2 separate regions of the Homo sapiens genome follow, and region 2 is linked to region 1. The links are chromatin loops, found by intact Hi-C in ENCODE. Cell type or tissue: heart left ventricle. All regions are shown on one strand. Links, peaks and the distances in the headings refer to the core of each region. The heading gives the core; the rest is flanking DNA.

The links. A loop is a pair of places that touch in the nucleus more often than their neighbours do. Peaks named below come from ENCODE experiments on the same cell type or tissue, not always from the same donor. Only the 100,000 strongest peaks of a DNase experiment are listed, where the experiment ranks them.
Region 2: it touches region 1 in a loop (2.2-fold over the local background); 3 of 110 quality-filtered maps call a loop at or near these places.

What each region holds. Positions count from the first base shown.
Region 1 is chr6:147,544,205-147,552,548 of GRCh38, forward strand. The region is part of intron 1 of SAMD5 (sterile alpha motif domain containing 5); the gene reads left to right. Among named protein-coding and RNA genes, the nearest start is that of SAMD5, 40 kb to the left of the region's middle. In heart left ventricle, for the core only: no CTCF peak of the experiment used is centred there; no DNase peak of the experiment used is centred there; H3K27ac peaks cover 290 bases.
Region 2 is chr6:147,598,296-147,606,639 of GRCh38, forward strand. It overlaps a transcript of SAMD5 not described here. Among named protein-coding and RNA genes, the nearest start is that of SAMD5, 94 kb to the left of the region's middle. In heart left ventricle, for the core only: no CTCF peak of the experiment used is centred there; no DNase peak of the experiment used is centred there; H3K27ac peaks cover 2,278 bases.

The DNA of each region.
Region 1 (8,344 bases), core at 192-8,191:
GTATATTTAGATATGTCCATGTGAATTCCAGTATTTATGGAATATTTATCTGAAATTCTGAAAGATACACTATCTTAGATTTTCCCACATAACCAATCATTCTTCCCAGAGTAACATTTATATAAATTTATATGTGTAGCAAAACAACATGACTTATAGTTATCTAGAGTATCCCTCATCAGAGGAGTATTAAGGGTTTTTAAGAAGTGATTATTAAGTTATAAGCACTTAAACTTATATAGAAAGTTATATTCAGAGTATGGCCATCTCTCAGAATGGCTTGGTGGATTATCCTGTATTCATTTCTTATATTCACACAAATAAAACTGTTGTCATAGTGTCCTTGTTACCCTTTTGCAAATTTAGCGACATACCTTTGCCATTTTTAGTAAGGAGATTCATTTATGCTGACATTGCAGGGTCTGTTGTAGTCAGCTCTGATGGGTGGAGGTTTTGCAGTGGGATGGGAAGTGATGTACTGCTTTATATCCTTTTGTTGATGGTATATTCTATATGATTTTTACTCTATTTTTTGCATATCATTATTTGCTGTAGAAATGTAAAATCCTGAGCGAATAAGAAACAATTCACATAATTTTGTTTCAGAATGGACCACCAAATTTGGCAGTGTAAAATGCTGTTACTTATTGCTGTAGACAAAATGAACACTTTCAAAGTTAATTCTGCATAGCTGAAATTCTTTGACAACAAAATAAATTCTGGATACTAGTAGAAAATTTATGGATTTCAATTAGAGTTTGTAGTGTGTCATAATTCCAGTTTTATATTCCATGCAGTTCAGTTTTGGGTTTTTAATGGGGCCAGTGCAGTAATAATAAAAATGATTCAAAATGCACCCAGTAATTACAGAGATTTGCTGTTGCGTTTGCATTAAAAATGATGATGATTTATGCTCGGTGAAATTGTGGTCTGTGGCTCTATTTAGGGCATTCTTGCTATTAAGCTGCTTATTAGTTATGGTCAGTGATTTAAAGCTTAAGACCTACATTAGAGGACTGTAAAATTATTTATTCTTTAATAGATAATAGTAAATTTGAAGCAGACATTAGATTAATTATAATCTTGTACATTAACGAATACGGATTAGTCCTTTGTCTCTTTTTAGGTCTTTTGAAATTCAAGTAAATGGAAAATGAGTTGATTGAGTTAGAGAGTTCAGTGAATTTACTTTTGCCTCCTGGTTTGTAAATAGTTAACACCTTTTCCAAATTTCTCATTGTGGGTCCTTCTCCACACTAAACAAATGCAAGTTCTTGCAATAACTTGTCTTTGTTCCATGTTGACATTCCTTAAATTAGCTGAAAAGATCTGAGAGGGAGGCTTTTTGCCTGATTTGGGGGCAGGGGCTGTGGGGGATGGAAATGTAGTTAAGGATAAGCGGACTTTAATTTGGCATTGCAGAAGGGAGTTTGTCATTATTCCTATTACTAGTAATTATGTATAAATTTACATATATGTGTGTATATATTTATACTCAGGTGCACACAAGTACAAATGTGTGCATGTGTGTGTGTATATATAAAACACAGACACACACATATATACATACATAAATCAGGTTATATACCTTTCTTTATATTTTATGTAAGACAGAAATCATCTAATATAAACATCAAAGTGTATTAGGATAGGAATTTCTTGTAACATTAATTAAATTTGATATTCAAATTCCTGTGTAATGCTTGGGTGTTATGCTAAAACAAGATAAATATCTAAGAGAAAGAGACTGCATATAAAGCTGTTAAATCAAATGAGAAAATATGTGGGTATTATTCAGGATAAGGTAGGGTATGGTTTAATAAGAAAATATCTGCCCCACCTCCAACCCCCAAATTCGAAACCTTAACATAATAAATGCTTATTTCTGGCTCCTGCGAAGTCCTTAGGGTCTGTGGAGGCTTTCTTCCATTCAGTGACTCAGGGGTCCAAGCTCCCTCCATCTGGTGGCCTATCATCTTAAAACATGACCTCTTCAGGGACAAGTGAAGACTGGCGCAGGATGATTTTTAAGACTGAGGCCTGGGCTGGGCGCGGTGGCTCACGCCTGTAATCCCAGCACTTTGGGAGGCCAAGGCGGGTGGATCACCTGAGGTTGGGAGTTCGGGACCAGCCTGACCAACGTGGAGAAATCCCATCTCTACTAAAAATACAAAAATTTACCTGGTGTGGTGGCGCATGCCTGTAATCTCAGCTACTTGGGAGGCTGAGGCAGGAGAATCTCTTGAACCCAGGAGGTGGAGTTTGCGGTGAGCCAGGGTCGCGCCACTGCACTCCAGCCTGGGCAACAAGAGCGAAACTCTGTCTCAAAAAAAAAAAAATAGAGTGAGGCCTGGAAGTGACTTCTGTTATTTCTGCTTACATCCCATTGACCAGAGCTCCATCAAGTGGCCCCAACCTATCTGTAAGAGACCCTGGGAACTAAAGCCTTTTTTGTGTGTGTGCTAAGAAAGAGGAAAATCAAATGGCATTAGATGAATACAGAGTTTTGTCTGCTGTAGTATGTAAAATGCTTCTGAACTCTCTGAATATAATCATGTGAATTTACAATCAGAAAAATGCCAAAAATGCATGGCATCTTTTAAAAAATTTCTTGATATCCCCATTCCCTTCTGCCCTATGTGCTAAGAATTGGAAAGAAAATTAGCTGGTTGTATCTAGATTCCTATCACTAGTGGCTTGGTACACTGTAGTTTATTCTAGTTACTCTGCCTCTTTCTTTCTTTAGAGTAGTTGATGGCCTCACCTGAGAATAACACCATACAGCTGGGCAGCGTTGGCGTTTCCCATTAGTCGGTCCCACTTTGGGTCCTGCCTTTCCATCACTGACCTCCTCCCTCTTTCCCCTGTTGAATGCTCTTTTCTTTTGTGAGAATTAATGGTGCACATTCTGAAGGTGGGAAAGAGTCATTATTTAGCTGTTTAACAGAACACCTCGGTTGATAAATTTAGTTACATGTTGCATTAGTTTTCTATTGCTGCATAATAAATAGCCACAAACTTAGCTGCTAAAAATAACATCCATTTATTATCTCATAGTTCTGTGGGTGAGAATTCTGGGCAAGCCTCAAGCTTGACTGGATTCTCTGCTCAGAGTTGCAGAAAGCCAAAATTAAGGTATCAGCCAGCCGGGGCTCCTATCTGGAGGTTCTGGGGGCAGAATCCACTTCCAAGCTCATTTAGTTTGTTGGGAGAATTCCTTGCAGCTACAGACAGGAGGTTCCCGTTTGCTTTGCTGGCTGTTAGCCATGGTCCACTCTCTTGAGCTGGAGGCTGCCCTCACTTCTTTTCATGTGGCGCCTTCCATCTTCAAACCAGCAATGGTGGGTTGGATCTTCGCAGACTTTTAATTTCTCTGACTTATTATTTTCCAGCCAGAGAAACACTATGACTTTAAAGGGCTCAAGGTATTAGATTAGACCAACCCGAGAGAATAATCTCCCTTTTGTCATGTACTGTAAGCTCATCGTGGGAGCGCCATCTATCATATATTCACAGGCTCCACCCACACTCGAAACGGAGGGGATTACACAAGAAGAGGAATCACTGGGGTCATTCTTAGAAATCCGTTGACTGCGTTTATTTCTGCCCAAGAAATATAGCTTAGGAAGGAAGTTTTTTCATGGAACCTGTAGTTTTGCCCAAATGCAGAATTGAAAAGTAAGAAATCTTTCTTCAACAAGAATTAGATACTGATAGGGGAAGAGGAGGTGGCTGAAGCTGGTGGGGAGAGAATATGAATTTTCTTTTAAAGGCTTCTTGATATACAGAAAATACTTAAAGAGCAACTTAATTTAGGTAATGGGCATATAGAATAGTTTACTTCCTTGATTTTCAAATTAAGAACAGCACTCATAAAATCTCATTTAATAAGTTCAACAAGAAAAAATATAATAATAGCCAATTAAGAGAAAGAGATTTAGCGGGGAGTGGGAAGTAGAGAGACAGCACAGAGGGTAAAAGCCATTCAGAGATCTTAATAGATGAACAGTATCCCTTAGAGGATAATGTTGCTAACTATTATTAAAAATCAGGTTGTGATTTTATATGAATGGTTTAATAGTTTTTGTACATGTTGCCTCCTCAGAGAGACCATCATTTCGGTACCCCACCACTCATTATCATATCACTCTCTTACTGTCTTTCTAGAACGTGGCAGAATTTGAAATTGTCTATGTTACATGTCTAATTGTTTATTCTCTGCTTCCCAATTTGAATACAGAATTATGTGTTCCCTGTTAACTTTACCCCAGAATGGGAAATGCAGAGAACCAAGTCCTAGTCCCAGGTCTGTGACTAACTTGCTTAGAAGTCAATTCGTTTGTGATTCTGAGAACAGAACTCATCTCAACATCTATCAAATGAAGAATGTACAGTAGAGGAATTAGATGATTTCAAATGCTTCTCCCAAAGGTATCCTCTATGCCTTTTTTCCCTTTGTTTCCAAAATGATCTGCTTTCTTGATTAGGACTTAATATTTCTAAAAATATTGGGTGGTCATGTGCTGAAAGAAAAGATGGTGCTGTGAAGGAATTTGCACAGGGTTCCCTGAAGTGAATTGTTTCTCTTACCCTTGGCTTTCTCCCCATGAAAATGAAGGCAGAGTATGACAGATTGTATTTCTCCTCTTGAAATCACCTTTCTTGCATTGCCCCTCCCTGCAGGAGTATTATGTGTCTTAACCCTTTGAACTCTGACATGCTTTGGTTAATGAAAGGTGAGTAGAAGTGATGTGGCTCTCTTCCAAGCAGAAGCTTTACAAAACTGTGCATGGTTCACAAATTAAATCTTTTCCCTTAGTCACAATGACTGGCAGTGATCCTGGAGTGAAGAAAATGGCACAGAACCATAGCTGACCCATACTGGATTTGTAGCATGAGTGAAAAATAAAACTTCATTGTTGAAAGCCATTGAAACTGTGAGGTCATTTGTTACTGAAGCAGAACTGGCCCATCCTGACTGATAAACGCCTGATACTTGCGTGCACCAGTTCAAATCATCTTGGCCTGAATTCCTATTGCAGCCACGGTTGAGCAAACAGCTCTGCATGAGTTTCAACCAGCATCACATAGGTGCACCCTAGCAGCTCATTGGTTTAGGCCTGTGCTTCTTGCTTTCAGTCCAGAGGTTCCTCTAACTTTGTCATGTACTCCTGTGGGAACTGACTGGCACTCATACATGTATGAACAGGAAGTGCAAGGATATTAACATCCATGAGACAAACCTTGACAAATGAGTAATGGAAGGTGATGGATAAATGTTTCTCTCCTTGTTCTTTTTTCATGCACAGCTCTGAGATGTATTTCCTAAGGCTCCTGGAAAGGTTTTCCATAATAGAGCAACACATCACCAAGCAGCCAACCCCTTCACACATCGCGTCGGTTTTGGGCTTTCCTTCTTTGTTTCACTCACTCCTTCCTTTTACTCTCTAGGATCACATTCCCAAATAAACTATCTACATATGAGCCTTTGCCTCATGTTTTGTTTACTGGGAGAACATGACTCATCACCAGTTAGATTCTCTTTGAATTGAACCAACTTGAACATTATCCACCACCGGAGCAAATTATGTACTTCTATAGCATGGAGGATTATACTGTACATTTATAGTAACTTGCAGAACACAAACAGTTTGCTACTTAGACTGGAAGTTATTGTTAGATTTGCTGATTTAAAAATAAGTTCTCCCTTCCCCCATTAATCCTCTATCAACCGGCTATTATTAAAAAGTCAAAAATAGGCCATACGAGATGGCTCATGCCTGTAATCCCCACACTGGGGGAGGCTAAGGCAGGAGGATCACTTGGGCCCAGGATTTTGAGACTAGCCTGGGCAACATAGCAAGACCTTTGTCTCTAAAAAAATAAAAACATTAGATGGGCATGGTGGCCCACTTGTAGTTTGAGCTACTTGGGAGGCTGAAGAAAAAGGATTGCTTGAGCCCAGGAGTTTGAGGTTACAGTGAGCCATGATCACTGCACTAGAGCCGGGGCAACAGAATGAGACTCTTGTCTCTCTTAAAACAAAAAGGTCAAAAAATAGCATGTTGAAGGGAAAGGGAACATTTATACTCTGTTGGTGGGAATGTAAATTAGTACAATCTCTATGGAAAACAGTACAGAGATTTCTTAAATAATTAAAAATAGAACTACCATTTGATCCAGCAATCCTGCTACTGGATATTTACCCAAAGGAAAAGAAATTATTATATTAAAAGATACCTGAACTCATATGTTTATCACAGCACTATTCGCAATAGCAAAGATATGGAATCAACCTAAGTATCCATCAATGGATGACTAGATTAAAAAAATGTGGTATATATACACAATGGAATACCATTCGGCCATATAAAAGAGTGAAATTATGTCTTTTGCAGCAATATAGATGGAACTGGAGGCCATTATGTTAAGTTAAACTATTCAGAAACAGAAAGTCAAAACCAGCATGTTCTCACTTTTGAGGTGAGGGCTAAAGAATGTGTACAATAGACCTAGAATGTGGAATAACAGACATTGGAGACTCAGAAGGGTGTGAGGTGGGCAGAGGTGAGGGATGAGAAATTACTTAATGGGAACAATGTACATTATTGGGGTCACCGTTAGACTAAAAATGCCCAGACTTGACTGCTACTCAATATATCCGTGTAACAAAACTGCACTTATACCTCTTATATTTATATATATATATAAACCCTCCCATTATTAGTTCTCAGTCCATCCTGGTGCCATAACACACAGATTTTCGTTGTGAGGCATCCATGTTTTTTGACATTCAGTGATTGAATAGCATGTTGTTAGACACAAATTTCAAATGTGGAAGCACAGTAGAGGGGTTGGGATAGCTGTCATTCTGTAATACCTTGCTGCCCTTCCACTCGAAGTTCTCAGACCACTGACAGCGCCCTGGGGCACAGTTCAGTTGTTAGGTGCCAGGAGAAATACTGTTTCATTTAGGAATTGAATTGGCCAAATTCTCATAGTGTCTAGGCTCTGTTCCCTTTTTGCCTCCTCATCAGTCTATTCCCTAAAAATCATAAAATTACAGCATGATAGAACCGGGTCTTAAAATAATCTAGCTAACTCCCTTATTTCATAGGTCAAAAAACAAGAGGTTAAGGAAAATGCTCTACTTTGTGGGGTGAAGGAGAGAAATTAAGGGGGAATGTAATTTTGGCTGTTAAGGAAATACCATTTTCTTTTAACGTAATTAAGTTCTTGATTGTGATGCTCTTAAATGAACCATGAAATTCTAAGCACTTACCATGCGAGTGTGATTTTTAACTAAGCCTTTTTTTTTCTACCCCCAATCTGAATGTTAAGGTGGCAGATGCATAACTAATCTTAGCTGAATCTATATTAAGAAATCAGCAAGGTGTCTTTATTTAACTTCCATGATGTGTGAATATAATGTAATGTTGAATAGCATGATTTTGCACATTATGTCCTAAAATAAAAACAACTCCCTTAAAGTGATAGTAAAATGCAGTAATGTGAAAGGTTATTTTTTATTCGATCTCAAACGAAATGAAAAGCACAGAAGAAAAGAATTGGAGACCTTATTCTTAAATGTGATTCTTATATATATGTTATATATATATATATATATATATATGTATATATGTATTTTAACATTTTAATTTATATATATGTAATATTTTTAAACCTGAAAAACCAGTGTTTGGGTTTGTATTCTATGTCACACAGAGGAAGCTCCTATCAGCAGAAGAGAGGTTCTAAAATCCTTGTTATCGGAGTTTAAATTTTCTGAAAAATATCCCACCCGTTGAGCTTCTATGTTCTTGCTCTGGGATGTTTCCATGGGTCTGTATTAGTTCCAGGAAATTTGGGTCCTTTCTATTTTATCTCTGGAATTGAGGTTCCTGCAGAAACTACAAGGGATTATCTGTGTTCTTTGCTGTTTAATGTCTTTGCTGCAGTGAGACAGATTCCTGAAGGAGTAAACAATGAAATGTTTTAAGGCTAACTGTGGGAGATTATGTGGAGAGGAAATACAGCTATTCTGAGAGAAGACATATAAAATGTTGGCCTGTTGCTTCTTGAAGTAATACTGTAAAGACCTCTTGCCTGTTGTACATTAACCAATGCAAGCATGTTATAGTTGAAGTTGGGATTCTGGGGTTCACCTTTTTCTCAGTTAATGAATTTTTATTTTAATGTAATTGAATTTTCTTTAAGAATCCAATTTCCACTTCAGAAGATACCATTCCCCTGGGAAAGTGGCTCCCAATCCAAAGAACATAGACCCTTGAGGAATTAATACAAGACTCTTGGAACCTATTTGGGCATCAACCATTGTCAGTGA
Region 2 (8,344 bases), core at 291-8,290, 54 kb after region 1:
TGTATTTTTTGTAGAGACAGGGTTGCACCATGTTTCCCAGCTGGTCTCCAACTTCTGAGCTCAAGTGACATGCCCGCTTCACCCTCTCAAAATGTTGGGATTACAGGCATGAGCCACCGTGGCTAGCATATTCTTTTTAAAATGAAAAAGCATGGTTCTCTTTCCCCTGCTTTTTTGGCAGCAATATAGTACAGCAGAAAACAATATAGATTTTTGAATCAGAAAGCCCTGGGTTCGAGGCATTCATCTACCCTGTGTCTACATAGGTTAAAAAGTGGATAATCATGATGATGCTGACTTCACAGGTAGCCATGAGAAATTGCACTGGGAAGACCGAATAGAATCCAGACATCTCGTTCTCCTCTTTCTGGAATCCAGCCCTTGAATCCCCTGCAGAGTTAAGAACATCCTCTTCTGTACATCTGACATGTGCGTGCATTCATTCATTCATCAATCTGCACCTACTGTGTATCTATTATTAATATTTAGCACTGTGTTGATTTGTGTCCTGAAGGTGTGTCCCAAGTGCATGAAGTTGGGGAAGAGGACAGGAGAGAAGAAAAAACCTGGGTAGGAGTTGAGGTTATGGATTCACTGGAACTGAATATGCACAAATTAAAAAGACAAAGGCTGAGGATGTTCTTCTGGGGAACACAGACATTTCAAGGGAGGGCAGGAGAGTTGTTCAGTAATGAACGCTGACACTGTGTCATGGAACACTGAGGACATGTGGTCAGTGGAGCAGGAGGAGAACTGAGAACCACAGCGGTGGAAGTTGCAGATGAGGGAGAGTTCCAAGAGGCAAGTGGAAGCATACCAAATGGTTCCAAGTGTCCCTTTGATTGGGCAAGGCTAGGACTTCTGTGACCTTGATGGAGTGATGGTAAAGAATGCCAAATTGCTATGGGTTGAGAAGTGGATAAGAAGGAGAATGTATAGGTTTCTTGAAAGAAGCCTGACTCTAAAGGCAAGAAGGCAGTAAAAGAGACAAACAGGGCTAAGAGCTTTGTATTTTCAGACTGGACAATGTTGTGATAAGTTTCAGATAATTTTGCTTGCCACAACAATTTAAAATTTGCAGTGAGATAAGGTTTCTAAAACTGTAAAATGTCAATGAATCTGTGAGCACATTTTAATTATTAAAGTACAAATTCTAATCTAATCTAGCCATAGAAGTTGTCAGAAATGGAGGGAAAATATATTTTTAAAATTTTTTTAAATTCTTTTTTTCCAGATAAAATCTAAGATTTTGACTAGTGAAATCCTTTGGGGGTAAAAGGACATGTCCACATACTTTTCTGTGGTCTCCTTTGAGGCCTCAGCATTCGACTTGGATGTTTCTTTCCTGAGTTAGAATTAGAAGTGAAGAGAACCAGAACCATTGTCAGTTCATATTTCTGTTCCATTTCTTGTCACAAGAGGTTTGTGAAATGAACACAATTTTGCTTCACTGCTTGGTAAAGCCAAAGCCCTCACTACCAGGCTGGTCATTGGCTGTTTCTCAGTTATTCATGTAAAAGTGTTATTTACATGTATTTTACTGGACCAGCCTGACCTCTGTGGCAATAAGGAAACAAATGCTGAACTTAGTGTACTGCTAGGGCTCCAAGAGGTCCCAGTAGGTGTGTATGGGACCAGGAGGTATATATAGGACCAAGAGGTGTGTATGGGACCAGGAGGTGTGTATGGGACCAGGAGGTGTGTGTGGGACCAGTCGTGGTCACCCCATCCCTCTCCTGCTGCCTGTTTCTCCTGGAGCATTCTGGTTTGGGAGTGAGGGCCACTCAGAGGAAAAGTGACCAGGGAACATGGATCCTCTTTGCACTGTGGTCAGAACAGGTGCTAGATATTAAGCCTCTGGGTCCATGAGGAGCTCCTTCCCAGTGGAAAGGGTCGTAGGAATGGTTCCTCATGGATATTCTATTTAGTCAGGAACTGTAATGACTTCTGCAGCAGTTCTCCCTGACCCCTCGTCTCCCAGGTATCTCTGCTGTCACTCCAGCCCTGCTCTAGGGAGTTCACCTGGGACTCAGCCTGTGCCTGCATAGAAACTAAGGAGGAATCCATATTTAGAGATGGCAAACTTTTCTTTGATGTTTCTTCTTGGCTTCAGATAGATTTTCTATTCCTTGATAGATAAAAGATGTAAAGAAACAACACTGAGCAATGACCAGCCTCCCATTCTTGGGAGTTTCATATGGAGCCTCCTCCCACCCTCCTGTCTAGTCCACAGGGTTCCCTGATCTCAGATTTGTCTTTCTCTTCACTTTCAAAATTAGATAAAGAAACATATCTATTCTTGGAGTACATCACTTTTCTCCACTCTCCCTCTCCTCATTTAGAATCCTATGTTTTGACATAATTTATCATGGATTGTCACCCTTGATGATTAAAAATGGCACTAATGAGATGAGGCTTGTCAAGACTTGATCACAGGGTCTCTATGTTCTGTCGGATGGTAATAGGAATCTTCAAGAGACTTTGAGAAAGCAGAAAGTGTGAGAACAAATTATGGATTCTTGTGGATGAGGGCAAAGGTGAGATGAGGCTATCTCGAATCAGCTTCCTTAAGGAAATCGAATGCTGCTGTAGCAGTTCTACCCTTGACTGTGTGTGAACAGTGCACCAGGCAATATGGAGTGAATCCTAAGACTTAAAACTAGATCATCACAATCGTAGAATCTTCAAAAACACAGGTGGGATGTTCTTGCTGTGGTTGGGACTGAACTATGATTATTTTATTTGGGTGACAAACATAACATGAAAGGCTGACAGATTTATTAGCTTTCTATTGGTTTCATTTAGAATACACAAGCTGACCCCAGACAGATGCGACCAAGTTTGCATGCTCCTCCAGTGGAGCATGTTTGAGATCCATCTTTTATTCTCCATCAGTGTGGTGTAGCCAGCAACTTGGCAGCAGTTCATTAGGAAATGAGTATCCAAAAATAAGCAAATCACAAAATCCATCAGGTTTCTCCCATATGAGTTTATAGATTATAAATGTACCTTATTTGTACATACCCTGAACACCATAAATCAGATTTTTTTTTTTTGCTGGACTATAGGCAACTATTTCATTCAGATATTTGGATAATCAGTTTATTTTTATGTCTAGAACAATTTCTCTAACTCATGTAAGGACTTAATTTACTGAATGATTTGTATCTGACTGTAACTTGTGATTTAAAAAAAAAATTGTACACGTCAGTTTAATATTGTTTTAGAGAGTAGGAACTTTGGTATGTCCTGAGCGCACACTTTGATCAGACCTTCCCAACGGAACACACGTCCATGTACACGTCGTTTGAAGATAAACATACCGTAGATTATAATGCTCAGTCCTGGTCATGAATTGAAACACTTGTTAGAAAGACAAAAAATAAGAAACAAAATTAAATTATTAAGTGAAAGCATTATTTTTGTCTCATGTTACTGTTCTTCATGTCTCATATGGTACTAAAGGATGAATCATGGTATGTTGCCGGTCGACCCATAGATTTAAAACAGCTTACTTCACCGTGAATGCAATTATGCATTTTGGGGTTTTCATGAAGAAGCAGCTGCCAGAAGGAATGGGTGCTAGGGAGTGTTCATATTTCGTGAAAGCTATCTTGGTGCATTGCCTCCTTCACTTGAATTAGCACTCGATTGTCCTAAAAGAAGGGGCTGAAGACTCAGCAGAGTTGGAAGAGACCTCCGATCTCGTTAGTATAACAGCAGCTGCCTGAATTTGCTCACATCAAATTGCAGCAACTTGTTTCATTCTGGTTTTGCTGTCTTACTTTGTAAGAGACACAAATGCATTTCACATTTTAAAAATATCCTCACACAGATTGAGAACTACATAACAACTTGAGAACTGGTCAAACCTCTCACTTCTTAGATATCTTTCATTCCCATTTGGGTTGGACAGGCTAAAGAATGAAAGTGTGTCATTTTTGACATAACATTTTCAATTCTAAACCAAACAACTGGACTGGAAGGGGTAACAGTGCTGAGTTAATGCCATTAATTCTGCATTAAAAATTATACTAATGTATTTTTTTCCAAATTACCTATAGGGATAGTATATAGGGATAGGTCATATTTCAGAAGTGTTCCTTTGCGATGTTTGAAGTGATCCTTGTGGAAACAAACATTGTCACAAAAATTCTCACCCAATAGGCCAGGCGTGGTGGCTCAGGCCTGTAATCCCAGCACTTTGGGAGGCCAAGGTGGGTGGATCATCTGGGGTCAGGAGTTCAAGACCAGCCTGGCCAACATGGCAAAACCCCGTTTCTACTAAAAATACAAAAATTAGCCAGACATGGTGGCGGTTGCCTGTAATCCCAGCTACTCAGGAGGCTGAGGCAGGAGAATCGCTTGAACCTGGGAGGCGGAGGTTGTAGTGAGCCAAGATTGCACCACTGCACTGTAGCCTGGGAGACAGTGTGAGACTCTGTCTCAAAAAACAAACAAACAAAGAAACAAAAACCAACCAAACAAAAAAAAAACTCACCCAATAAAATAGAGTAGTTCTAGAATAAGAAAAATTAATAGATAATTAAAAATAGAAGAGAGAAATATTCAGGCCAATAATGCTAAAATGAAATGTGTGGTTGCGGAGGCTGAGGGATGCTGAAAGCACAACTCTGTCTGGAACTAATGGAAAAGGGGCTACATTATTTGAAGTTGATAAGAATCAACTGAAATGGAAGGAATGGATGGAATGGAAATACATTTCCTAAGTATACACAAATTACTGTGCTATAATTTTAAGGCCATGTAAAAGTAAAGATGAAATTGAAAAGATAAGACTACCCAAGTTCAAGATTCTCATTCTGTAAAAAGAAACAGATCTTATGTTTCTTCTTGGGGAATTACATCAAATATGTTAACTGAAGTTATTTCAGGGTAATTACAACAGAAATTAAATTGAGTTTCGGGGACATATTAATAAAACAGTCTATTGGCAACACAATTTCAGGCCCACAGATATATTACCCAGTATAATATTTTCAGTGCCCTATACAATAATTTTTCTGAGCATGGAGGTATATATAGATGTTATACTGATGGGTTTATATTGATGAACAGAGAGATCCTTTTTCATTAGATTTCTAGCTTTGACCTTTTAAAAATTATTATTATTAGAGTCAGACATTCCCCAAAGGCAATCCTTACTTCAAAACTACAGGGATCAGTGCTTCAAATTTGCTCTAGTTAGAAACTGACAATAGTAAGTTGAGTTGGAGGAGCGACAAGAATGTGACAGCCTCTCAGTGGCTGCATCTCCCAGCACCAGGGCCTGGCTGCTCTTCAGTTCTTTTGGGAACCAGTGAGGGCAGCTCAGTGTCACAGAACTGGTTATGTGTAAAGCCAAGTCTGGAACACAGGTTTCCCAATTTCCTCACCAATACCTTTTCACTAAGCTGTTCACAAAGGGTTCATGTAAATTGACATTTGGCATATTTATGAACAGAGTACACTCATTTCATTAAAAAACAAAACAAAAAAAAACAACAACAACAACAAAAAACAAGCTATCTTCCTTACTGGGAGCTGGAGGGTTTGATTTGTCCATGTTTATGCAGAAATTGAAAGCTGGGCAGGATGGAGTTAGTCTCTGTATGCTTCTAGCTTTCGTTGATACTACTCTCTAACATTCTTTCTAGAAGACATTCTATCTTAGCTTATGAGGTGGCATGTATATTTTTAGGCCTTAATTTCCCATAGTGGTTGGATTAAAAATACACAATTTTAAATTTAATAACCCTGGTGTTTAATCTGGAATATAGGCTTAATATTATGATAAAATAATGTTTTGTTTCTAACACGAAGACTGACGACTAGAAAAATTGCAAATTTAGCACAACAGCCAAAGTGAGTTATGCCAGACTGACAAGATTACTTTTTACATCAATGTACTAACTTTTTTTTTTTTTACTAAATGATGCTTAAGTATCAGAACTTATGACTTGAGTTATTCTTAGATCAGTGAAAAGTCTCATTTTTAACATTGCCCTTAATTGTTCCTCCTATAAAGACCTGACAGTTTTTGACAAAAGAAAGAGGACAGCAAACATGTTCTCCGGTTGGAATGAGCTTTGAGGAAATTATGCCCCTTTCCCCCTACCACATAAGTTCCAGCCAAAAGATAGTTTTCCTGTTAGGTTAAGTGCTATGTAATTACAAAATCACGTTCAAGAGAGGGAAAAACATAGTTGGCAGAATTGGGGAGTTTTGAAACACGTGAGCCCATGCCAGCAGCATTAGGTGGGGATCCAATTTCAATTCTGGTTTTCAAGAATGCAACTAGTTTTGGCTCATCTTTCATTGGAGTGCCAAGGAGCTTTTGCTCAGCTTGGTTGGAAGAATTCTTTTGATTCTCCAGCGCATTGACTTAATTAAGCTTCAGCATCATGGAATATGTGAACCAAAGCTGGCAAATTTACTGAATAAATTTACCTACTACGTAATTGCCTTAATGATAGCTTTCTACATACGTCTTCTAGAATACCTGCAGTCTACATGTGTTGATGTTAGGAAAACTCCAGGGTATACCTTATTGGATTGCTGGAGCATGGAGAATAGCATAATGACTTTTAAAAATTTAATAAAAAAGATAGTGGGGAACTAAAAAGGTTTTGAGGAAGAATTTCTAAAGCTCTTAAGTGTGGCCATTGATTTATATATGAGGGATAATCAGAGCCTTGACCACTAAAATAAGGAATTTATGGTCTGGTTACATTTCCACATCTAAGATTTCTCTGACACTGTCTTCTGTCACTTTCAGTACTAGTTCAATGTCATGCTCATGTTGCTGTTTTTAGCATTTTGTTTCATTATTATTTTTTAACAGACAAGGACTGGCTCTGTTTTCCAGGCTGGAGTGCATGATCATATCTCACTGCAGCCTTGAACTCCTGGACTCAAGCAATCTTCCTGCCTCATCCTCCTGGGTAACTGGGACTACAGGCATGCACCACCACACCTGATTAATTTTTACATATTTTTGTAGAGATGGGGGTCTCACTCTGTTGGCCAAGCTGATCTTAAACTTCTGGCCTCAAGTGATCCTCTCACCTTGGCCTCCCAAAACACTGGGATTATAAGTATGAACCTCCATACCTGGCCTTGTTTTTAGCATTTTAATTTCATAAAATGTATTGATAAGAATGGATGGTAAAGAATCTGTAAGTAATCTTTGCAGTCTTCAACCTATTCTGGAAACCATAGTACCATGTAGTATGCTTGGAAAAGAAATACTTTTCCAGGTTTTTCTATAAACAAAGCAATGTACAGAAAATAGAGTGAATGGGAGGGATTTAAAAAAATATTAACCCATTTTTAAAACCTATTGAAATTCCATTAAAATCAGAGACTTACCCCCTTTATGCTTTCCTAAATTCCACAGAATTCACATTAATTTAATTGCAATTTATGCAAATTTATCATACAGAAATCCAAGATGGAGTGATGAGTTGAGCCGAAAGATAAAAACAATTACCATCAGGACTGTGTCTGATGATGGGCAGTGTACCTTAAAAGGAGAAAAATTCCTCCTTTAAGCTGGGAAGCCAAAAAGGCAAAGGGAATAAAACTGTTTCCCATGGGGTATGTTTGAGGCACGGAGTGCTTATCACAGAGAAGACTCTAGTGGGCCCAGAGCAGGGTTGGCACACAAGATACAGCAGATATTTGATGAACGCATGAATAACAGCATTCAAAAACTCTGGGATTATCATGTGAGGAAGGAATTAGATCGGTTCTGTTTGATCCCACAGACAGAATTAGGTTCTATTCTGCTCAATAAAAGGAAGAACATTTTTATCTTCCGGCTGTTTACAGGAGGATGGGCATTCTCTCAGGGGGATTCCTGCCCAGCCCAGACTAGATGACCCCATGGCGTGGGTGCAGTAGACAGGACCCAAGAAATGTGCGGAAGGTGGGCACGCGTGGCTTTGGTGGCCTTCAGTGACTTTGGTGGCCCCCTTTGTGTCTGATGTACTGTAAAGTGATCTTTTGTTGTTGTTGGGTTGTTTTCTTGGATTCCCACTTGATTTCCTTCTTGGCAAATGTTGAGGCTTTAATAGTGCTCTTGGACTTATTAAATAAAACTAAACAGAACAAAAAAAAAAGCCATGGGTGAGATTAGGCAGGCCTGATGGCCCACGGTAAGTCCTTAATTGCAATAATCTTTATGTCTGCATGGCACATGGAACATCTGTTACCCCTGCATTTTTGCTTTTTATTTTTATTTATTTATTATTATCTAAAAAATGACAGCTAACTTAAAAAAAAAGACTTTTTAAATAGAGTCTAGATAGTGGGTAACAGATAGAGGAATCACAGTAACAAC